Linked DNA regions of Homo sapiens: all the other regions are linked to region 2. The links are chromatin loops, found by intact Hi-C in ENCODE. Cell type or tissue: IMR-90. All regions are shown on one strand. Region 1 overlaps BPTF (bromodomain PHD finger transcription factor). Region 2 has its middle 43 kb from the start of AMZ2. Region 3 has its middle 22 kb from the start of KPNA2.

Region 1 (2,500 bases), 240 kb after region 2:
TATGGTAAAGCTCATGGCACTGGTACGTGAAGGACTGCAGTTTGTTAGGCACTTCACTAGACTAGCTGGGAGTCAGTAAATAATCATTCTAAGATTGGAAACTTGAAATCCTAGAAATGCTTCCAAAATTATGCTGGCTGATTTCATTTTGAAATGCTGCACACAGAGGGGTCTCACCTGTAAGGAACGGAGCACCCTCTTCAACCCCTCATAATCCTTCTCTGTTAGTGGCGTGAGCACTGTCATGGCATCCTCTGTTGACTGGCACTGTGGACAGACATACTCATCAATGAGCTCTGCCTCACTTTGCAAGATGCCAACGCAGCGCCCATGGTACCAATTCTGACACCGATCACAGCCAATATAAAATCTGCAAGATCCGAAATGGAAATGTGAGTTCAAAACACATGGGATGATGTTACTTATAATAAAGCATGCACCTGAAAATTTGCTAAACCCTGGGATATAAAATAGTTTTAGTATTATGGTTTTAATACTTTCAAGATTGACATTCCAGTTCATTAATTTAGTATTTTTGATGTTAAGAACAAGCAGTAAAAAAATTTATAAGAACACTGTGTAATACTGGAGAACCAATTTAAAGATAAATATGAAACATTCAATTGATTTTAAAGCTGAAAACAAAGCCAAAAATCTTTCAACTAGTACTGTACCATATGGGTGTTCAAAATCCTATAAGCTAATAACAGAGTCTCAGAGCTTGTACCCAAATTAGTGTTTTTCTAACCTACAATAAAGCACCATTTCAAACACTGATAAAGTCCAAACAAGTCAGGCTATTTTAATCTCATTAATTTCTATGTTACATATTGAAGAATCAAATCTACCATTAAACCACATTTTCCCCAATGTGTCTCAAACATTCACTATGAAGCAAGATAAATTTTGAAGGGTAGGTAAAAAGGGAAAAAGAGAAAAATGAAAAGGAATTTGTAATGTAAGTGTATAATAAATGTAGAAAAAAATCTGCTTTTTATTTTAAAATAAATAAGTAACCAGTCAGAGCAATTTGGCTTCCTAAATTATTAAATATGATGCTCTTATCAGAACTCACTGTGACTCATCATAAGGTGTTCTGCAGATACAGTACAATTCCTCACTGCTGCCCTCTTGTGCCCGTTTACAATCATTACAGATGTACACATCCATTTTCTTAGCCTCCTTTTCTGTGATGCCAACACATTCTCCATGATACCAGTTAGTACAAAGATCACAGCCAATATAGAACCTAAAAGTATTCACAATGAAAATGACAATGTAATTGTCATTTTGAGCTGCATGGTACTTAAATCTGTCTTCCCTGCCTTGATTCACTTTTTTACAGTGTAACTTCCTGCAATGAGTCAGCTAAACATTTCTGAATCCAACCATTCTACTCCTGGCAAACTCCAGTATCTGATGCTCTATCACATGTGGAAACATAAAGTCACTCACATCAGTTTCAACAAGTACACTGCTTAGTGAAATATGGGTCTTTAAAAACATACTGGAATTTGAAAAAAGAAACAACACATTGATGGTAATGTCTTCCTCTGAATGAATGTGTGTAAAACTGTAACAGGCACAAAAACCAAAGCCAAAGAATCAAAGACTTACATCTGTCAAACCTATTCCACAGAAGCCATTTCAATATCAGGGCTATTTCTTAGATAGGTTTGAAAATGTATCTCACAATTTAAATTTGAAAACAAAGCAAAGCGCAAACACCAAGTAGAAGTTACACTACAAGGAACATGCAGGTCAGCCAGGTGTAGAAGATAAATGGTCAAAATATGATATGAAGAAGAAAACTAAGAAAGTACATAGAGTAATTCAATCTCTACCAGGTTTTCTGAATAAACATTGGAATTTAATCGAATTAAAAATAACCTCTCATAATGGAATATGGCACGGGCCAGTTTTCCTGTTAATATAATGTTTGTGACAATGTGGGCAGTGGCCTGGCTAACTAACGGGCAGGGAACGTGGAAGGAGATGCTTCAGTTCAACACCGGGGACAAGGTGTGGAGAATGATGCAAGGATAGTTATCCAAAGCCTGTGAGGGTCTACACTGCTTGGCAAGGGGGAGCTGTGTAAATGTGTGATTGTGGAGAGCAGAGTGGCCTCTGTAACAAAAGACCTAATGACAAAAGGAAAAGTAAATGTAACAAACGCTTACACAGTGTGTCTATAAGTGTTGATAGGCACTGTGTAGGAACACCATGTCAAAGTCATAGTGAGAATTACCATGAATCACAGGGAACCAGACTGGCCTTGCTGATACCATTGGCACTCTTAGTTCTACCAAGGCATTTCTTGGCAGATTCACCTAGAGGAATGGAAGTCGTCCTCAAGCTTCAAATTGACCTGCTTCATGAATGTGAAGGAATAATATATGGTTATGTAGTTTATCCTGTTACCACTAACTTTTTTCTTTTTTTCTTTTGTCTCGCTGTATAGCCCAGGCTGCAGAGCAGGGGCAGGATCACGGCCCCCTGC
Region 2 (2,500 bases):
AATAAAAATCTGAAAGAAACCACATTAGAAATGCAAAGAGGTTTGTAAAACAAGAGGCTTCTTTCATTCCAGAAAACCAGACCAAAACAAGGGGAAAGAAATGAATGCAATGGATACGTGTTTGCCAAAGTTTCAATCCTGCCCGGTGGAGACACTGCACTGGCACAAATTTTGAAGAGGAAAAAGAGGAGGTTGGGGGGGAGAGAGAGAGCGAGCGAGTGTAGCCTGCAAACTGCAACAATGCAATCTCCATTTTTAACAATGCGCCTCTTTCCTCTTGTAAATCTAGTTTTTTGCCACTTGATGTGCCCTCGCATTTCCCCTCTGTTTGGGGGGGAGGCGGGGTTGGGGGGAGATCGGAGCAGGATGCACAGCACACGAGTGAGCAAGGGGGGAGGGCAGAGGAGGTGGGGAAGGAGTCTGCAGCAACTGGGCTGGGTGGGTACCTGGAGTGCTGCTGTAGGTACTATGGCTCCTGAAGCTGCTTTCTGTGCAGTAACTGGCGTCGTCGTCGTCTTCCAGCTCCTCCAGATAATCGGAATCAGCCTCGTCCTCCTCCATCTCATGCTCCTCGTTGTCCTCAGACTCCTGGGTCTCCTCGACGTCGCCGTCCTCTTCCTCCTAGCTCCCGTGGTCATCGTACACCACTTTGTTCACGGCCCTCCGGGCCGCGGTGGTCCGGGCCAGGTGGCCGCCGCCGCCGCCGCCGCCCCCGCCTCCTCGCCCCTTCCACCCGGGCGCTGGTGCTTGGGGGACCAGCGGCGGCTTCCTCCGGCTACTGCTGCTCCCCCCTGGGCGAGCTCAGCCACGGCTTGGAGGCTGCCTCAACCTAGGCGGCGGCGGCGGCCCACCTGCCCCTGCTGCTCGCGGTGCCGCGAGCTGAGCCCCCCGATGGGTCCGGACTTGGGCGGCGGCGGCGGCGGGGCCGGGGCAGGGGCCGGGGCAGGGGCCGGGGCGCAGCGCTCCGCAGCGGAAGCCGCAGGCTGCTTGGGCTGCCTGCCCCGCCTGCCCCTAATGTCGGAGCCGAGGACGGGGGAGAAGGGAAAGCGGAGGAGGAGGGACGGGCGCGGGTGGGGAGGCCTGCGAGGCCGCGCGGGAGGGCCCCGGTCGGCAGAAGCGGGTGGAGGGAAAAGGCTCATTCCGAATTGCTGGGGCCCCACTCAGGATCGGCTTCAGCCGCCCTCTTGTTTCATCCCTCTCCCGCAGCGCGGTCACGTGAGATGCGCCACAGAAGAGCCTGAGACCGAGTGAGGCGGCGCGGCAGCCGCTAGGGGGAGCGCGGGGGCGTCGAGTCGGGAGCGCGGAGCCCGGAGCGCCTGGGCTCGGCGCAGCGCGGTGCGCCTGGACTCGGGGCGCGGATGGCGCGGCTGAGAGGGGCGCGTAGCTCGCGAAATGCCCGGCGTCAAAGGCCTTCGGAGACCAGTCTCCGCGGACCCCTGGCTGGAGCCCAAAGCCGGCCAGACCTCCTCCCCGCGTCTCCCCTTCCGCGGCTCGGAGAGGAAGGCAGGGGAGCCCCCAAATATCATTCCCCTCCCGCCCCCTAGGGAAACTGATGCTGAAAGAGCCAGCGAGAGAAAGAAAAAAAAAAGTCGCTGAGGGGGGCGGCCCGAGCGACCGAAGGCACCGGACAGCGCCAGCGACGGAGGGAAACTTGGGGCGGGGGGGGGACAGGGAGACAAGCCCCCAGAATTTTGGAAACCCCAAAGCTTGGAGCTGGAGTCCTGAAATTGACTCCGATGACAGCTGCTCCGGATCCTTGCCAGGAGCCACGCCCCGGGCTGCCACGCCCGGAGGGAGGGGCGCCCTAAGACCTGTTGCGTGGAATGCCCACTTGGAAAGCCTCAGTAAACTCCAGAACGCAACTACTGCACGTTCCAATGTCCCGCCACCTTCCCAGTGCCCCAGGTGGGACTTTGACCACCTCAGCAAGAACTTACCTCTCCTTTGCAGTGGAAAAGAGGGAATCCTGCCTAAAACCTACTTCACGGTGTTAAATGTTTGTATTATTGGGAAATAACCTTAATTTATTGACCTGACAAGTCACTAGGTTTCAGCTTAGCCCAAAGGACGAATCATGATGACATTTCAGGCACCCTCAAACCTTATCACAGCGACTCAACCCTGAGTGGTTGAGGTCAGCTCTTCAGATAAAAGAAAGGTACATATTAATATTTATTGAGAGAAGTGACAACCGAAAAGTAATTTAAAGAAAAATAGTTGGCTGGGCGTGGTAGCTCACACCTGCAATCCCAGTCCTTTGAGAGGCCAAGGCCGGATGATAGCTTGAGGTCAGGAGTTCAAGACCAGCCTGAGCAACATAGCAGGACCTCGTCTCTAGAAAAATTTTGAAAAAATTAGCTGGGCATGGTGGTGTGCACCTGTGGTCCCAGCTACCCGAGAGGCTGAGGTGGGAGGACTGCTTGAACCTGGGAGGTGGATGTTGCAGTGAACTGTGATTGCACCACTGAACTCCAGCCTGGGTAACAGAGCAAGACCCTGT
Region 3 (2,500 bases), 150 kb after region 2:
AAAAGCAGATCTCCTAATCTCGGTGAAATTGTAGGTAAAACTCCAAGTAGAATACCCAAAATAAATTGTATAAGTAATGATAATATATCATAATGTATTTATCATATGCATATATATTAGATATATTTGGAATATATAGGTATTATGTATTCTAAATTTCCATCATCTATCTATCTATCTCCATCTGTCTATCTATAGTCACCCCAAAGGCTAAAAGAAAGTTTTCCACACTCAAGAGTGAAATGGGGCTGGGCTCAGTGGCTCACGCCTGTAATCCCAACACTTTGGGAGGCTGAGGCAGGAGGATTGCTTGAGGCCAGAAGTTCAAGACCAAGACCAGCCTGGGCAACATAATGAGACCCTGTCTCTACAAAAAAATATAAAAATTAGCCAGCTATGGTGGTGCACACCTGTAGTCCCAGCTACTCGGTAGGCTGAGGTGGGAGGATTGCTAAGGGCAGGAGGTGGAGGCTGTATTAAACCATGATTGCTCCACTGCACTCCAGTCTGGGTAACGAACTGAGACCCTGTCTCAAAAAAAAAAAAAAAAGAAAGAAAAAGAAAGAGAGAGAGAGTGAAATGGAACAAATTATACATCCTTTGCATGACAAGAAAGAGGTAGAAGAATAACATTGTGGAGGGCCTGGTTTCTCTGAAGGAGCTGTTGAAATCTGCTCTATGATCAGAAGGGGACATGATTGTAGGTGGAGGCTGGAAAAAGGCTGTTTGAGCAACTGTTTAGATTTTGGGTTAAACCATTTGGCACAGCTTGAAAAATATTATGCTCTCAAAAAAAATCTATTTATCCAAGATCCATCTATCTATCTATCATCTATCTATCTATCTATCTATCTGAAATGAAATTAGTTGCCCCCTTAAACTCCTGCTTTGTAAACTAACACTGACTGAGAGCTTACTTGTTGAGCTGCGTATTCAAATCACCTTTAAAGCACTGGTAGGAGTTAGATACTAGTTTTATCCTCATTTTGCTGAGTTGAAAAGTGAGGCACAGAGCAGTTAAGCAACTTGCTGGACGTCACACAGCTATTAGGTGTCAGAGCTGGATTGAAATTCAAATCTGATTCCAGAGCCAATGCTATTTGCCACTAAGCTCTACTGCCTCCCTGTGGCGGTTTTCCAGTCAGGAGGGAGTCTTCAGCTTTCACAAATACTATACCTCCCTCGCCCACAACACACAGAACTCAGTCTCCCCCTGTTGCTTTTCATAGCAAACCCTATGCCCTGTGTTCATATTTTTGACATGCATAAAATCTTGGCACACCATGAGAAAACAAATACTTTGTTGATGTGTGTGTGTGTGTGAACCAATAACTTCCACTTTCTGTCTTTCTAAACTATTAGAAGGAAAAACATTTGTTCTCACCCTTCCCATTTTTTGTTCGTTTGTTTGTTTTTTGAGACGGAGTTTCTCTCTTGTTGCCCAGGCTGGAGTGTAATGGCATGGTCTCAGCTCACTGCAACCTCCGCCTCGCAGGTTCAAGTGATTCTCCTGCCTCAGCCTCCCAAGTAGCTGGGATTACAGGCCCCTGCCACCATGTCTGGCTACTTTTTGTATTTTTAGTAGAGATAGGGTTTCGCCATGTTGATCAGGCTGGTCACGAACTCCTGACCTCAGGTGATCTGCCCACCTCAGCCTTCCAAAGTGCTGGGATTACAGGCGTGAGCCACCGCACCCGGTCCTCACCGTTCCTATGTAAAGCCAAAAGCATTCACTCACTGTCCATCCACAGCACAGGTTGGAAGCCACTTAGGAGCCCTGGGGGTTGAATCTAGTGAAGAGAATCTGACGATGCCTGGTGCACTCTGGGGTGAATTCATTTTGACACCTAGCTCTGAATTTTTAGAAATATCGTTGTTCTTAATATTGGTGTTTTAGATAAAGGAGGCACATTAGTTTTCTTTTTCTTTTTTTGAGATAGAGTCTCACTGTATCACCCAGGCTGGAGTCCAGTGGTGCAATCTCAGCTCACTGCAGCCTTGACCTCCCTGGCTCAAGCGATCCTCCCACCTCAGCCTCCCAAGTAGCTGGGACTACAGGTGCACACCACCACGCCTGGCTAATTTTTGTATTTTGTAGAGACGGGGTTTTGTCATGTTGCCCAGGCTGGTCTTGAACTCCTGGACTCAAGCAATCCTCCTGCTTTGGCCTCTCAAAGTGCTGGGATTATAGGAGTGAGCCACCGCACTCAGCTGAAATGTTCCATGTCTTTATCTGGATGGTGGTTACCTGGGTGTCCATGTAGGTAAAAATGCATTGAGTGGCTGGGTACAGTGGCTCACTCCTGTAATCCCAGCACTTTGGGAGACTGAGGCAGGAGGGTCACTTGAGTCCAGGAGTTCAAGACCAGCCTGAGCAATATGGCGAAACCCAATCTCTACTAAAAATACAAAAATTAGCTGGGCATTGTGACTTGGGCCTGTAATCCCACATACTCATGAGGCTGAGGCACAAGAATCACTTGAAGCCGGGAGGCAGAGG

What was found. Hi-C counts contacts between places; a loop is a spot of excess contacts. Peaks named below come from ENCODE experiments on the same cell type or tissue, not always from the same donor. Only the 100,000 strongest peaks of a DNase experiment are listed, where the experiment ranks them.
Region 1: it touches region 2 in a loop (7-fold over the local background); 4 of 110 quality-filtered maps call a loop at or near these places.
Region 3: a loop joins it to region 2, with 5 times the contacts of the local background. A loop is called at or near these places in 18 of 110 quality-filtered maps.

What each region holds. Positions count from the first base shown.
Region 1 is chr17:67,962,082-67,964,581 of GRCh38, reverse strand. BPTF (bromodomain PHD finger transcription factor) reads right to left here. Exons shown (of 28, transcript NM_182641.4): 25 at 178-370. Among named protein-coding and RNA genes, the nearest start is that of C17orf58, 33 kb to the left of the region's middle. In IMR-90, a CTCF peak has its summit at 1,127 (motif pointing left); a DNase peak (open chromatin) is centred at 1,141; H3K27ac peaks cover 179 bases.
Region 2 is chr17:68,204,185-68,206,684 of GRCh38, reverse strand. It overlaps a transcript of AMZ2 not described here. Among named protein-coding and RNA genes, the nearest start is that of AMZ2, 43 kb to the left of the region's middle. RefSeq lists silencers at 673-722, 803-932, 943-1,472. In IMR-90, a CTCF peak has its summit at 1,256 (motif pointing right); a DNase peak (open chromatin) is centred at 1,224; H3K4me3 peaks cover 1,938 bases; H3K27ac peaks cover 463 bases.
Region 3 is chr17:68,056,316-68,058,815 of GRCh38, reverse strand. No RefSeq gene overlaps it. Among named protein-coding and RNA genes, the nearest start is that of KPNA2, 22 kb to the right of the region's middle. In IMR-90, a CTCF peak has its summit at 1,114 (motif pointing left); no DNase peak of the experiment used is centred here.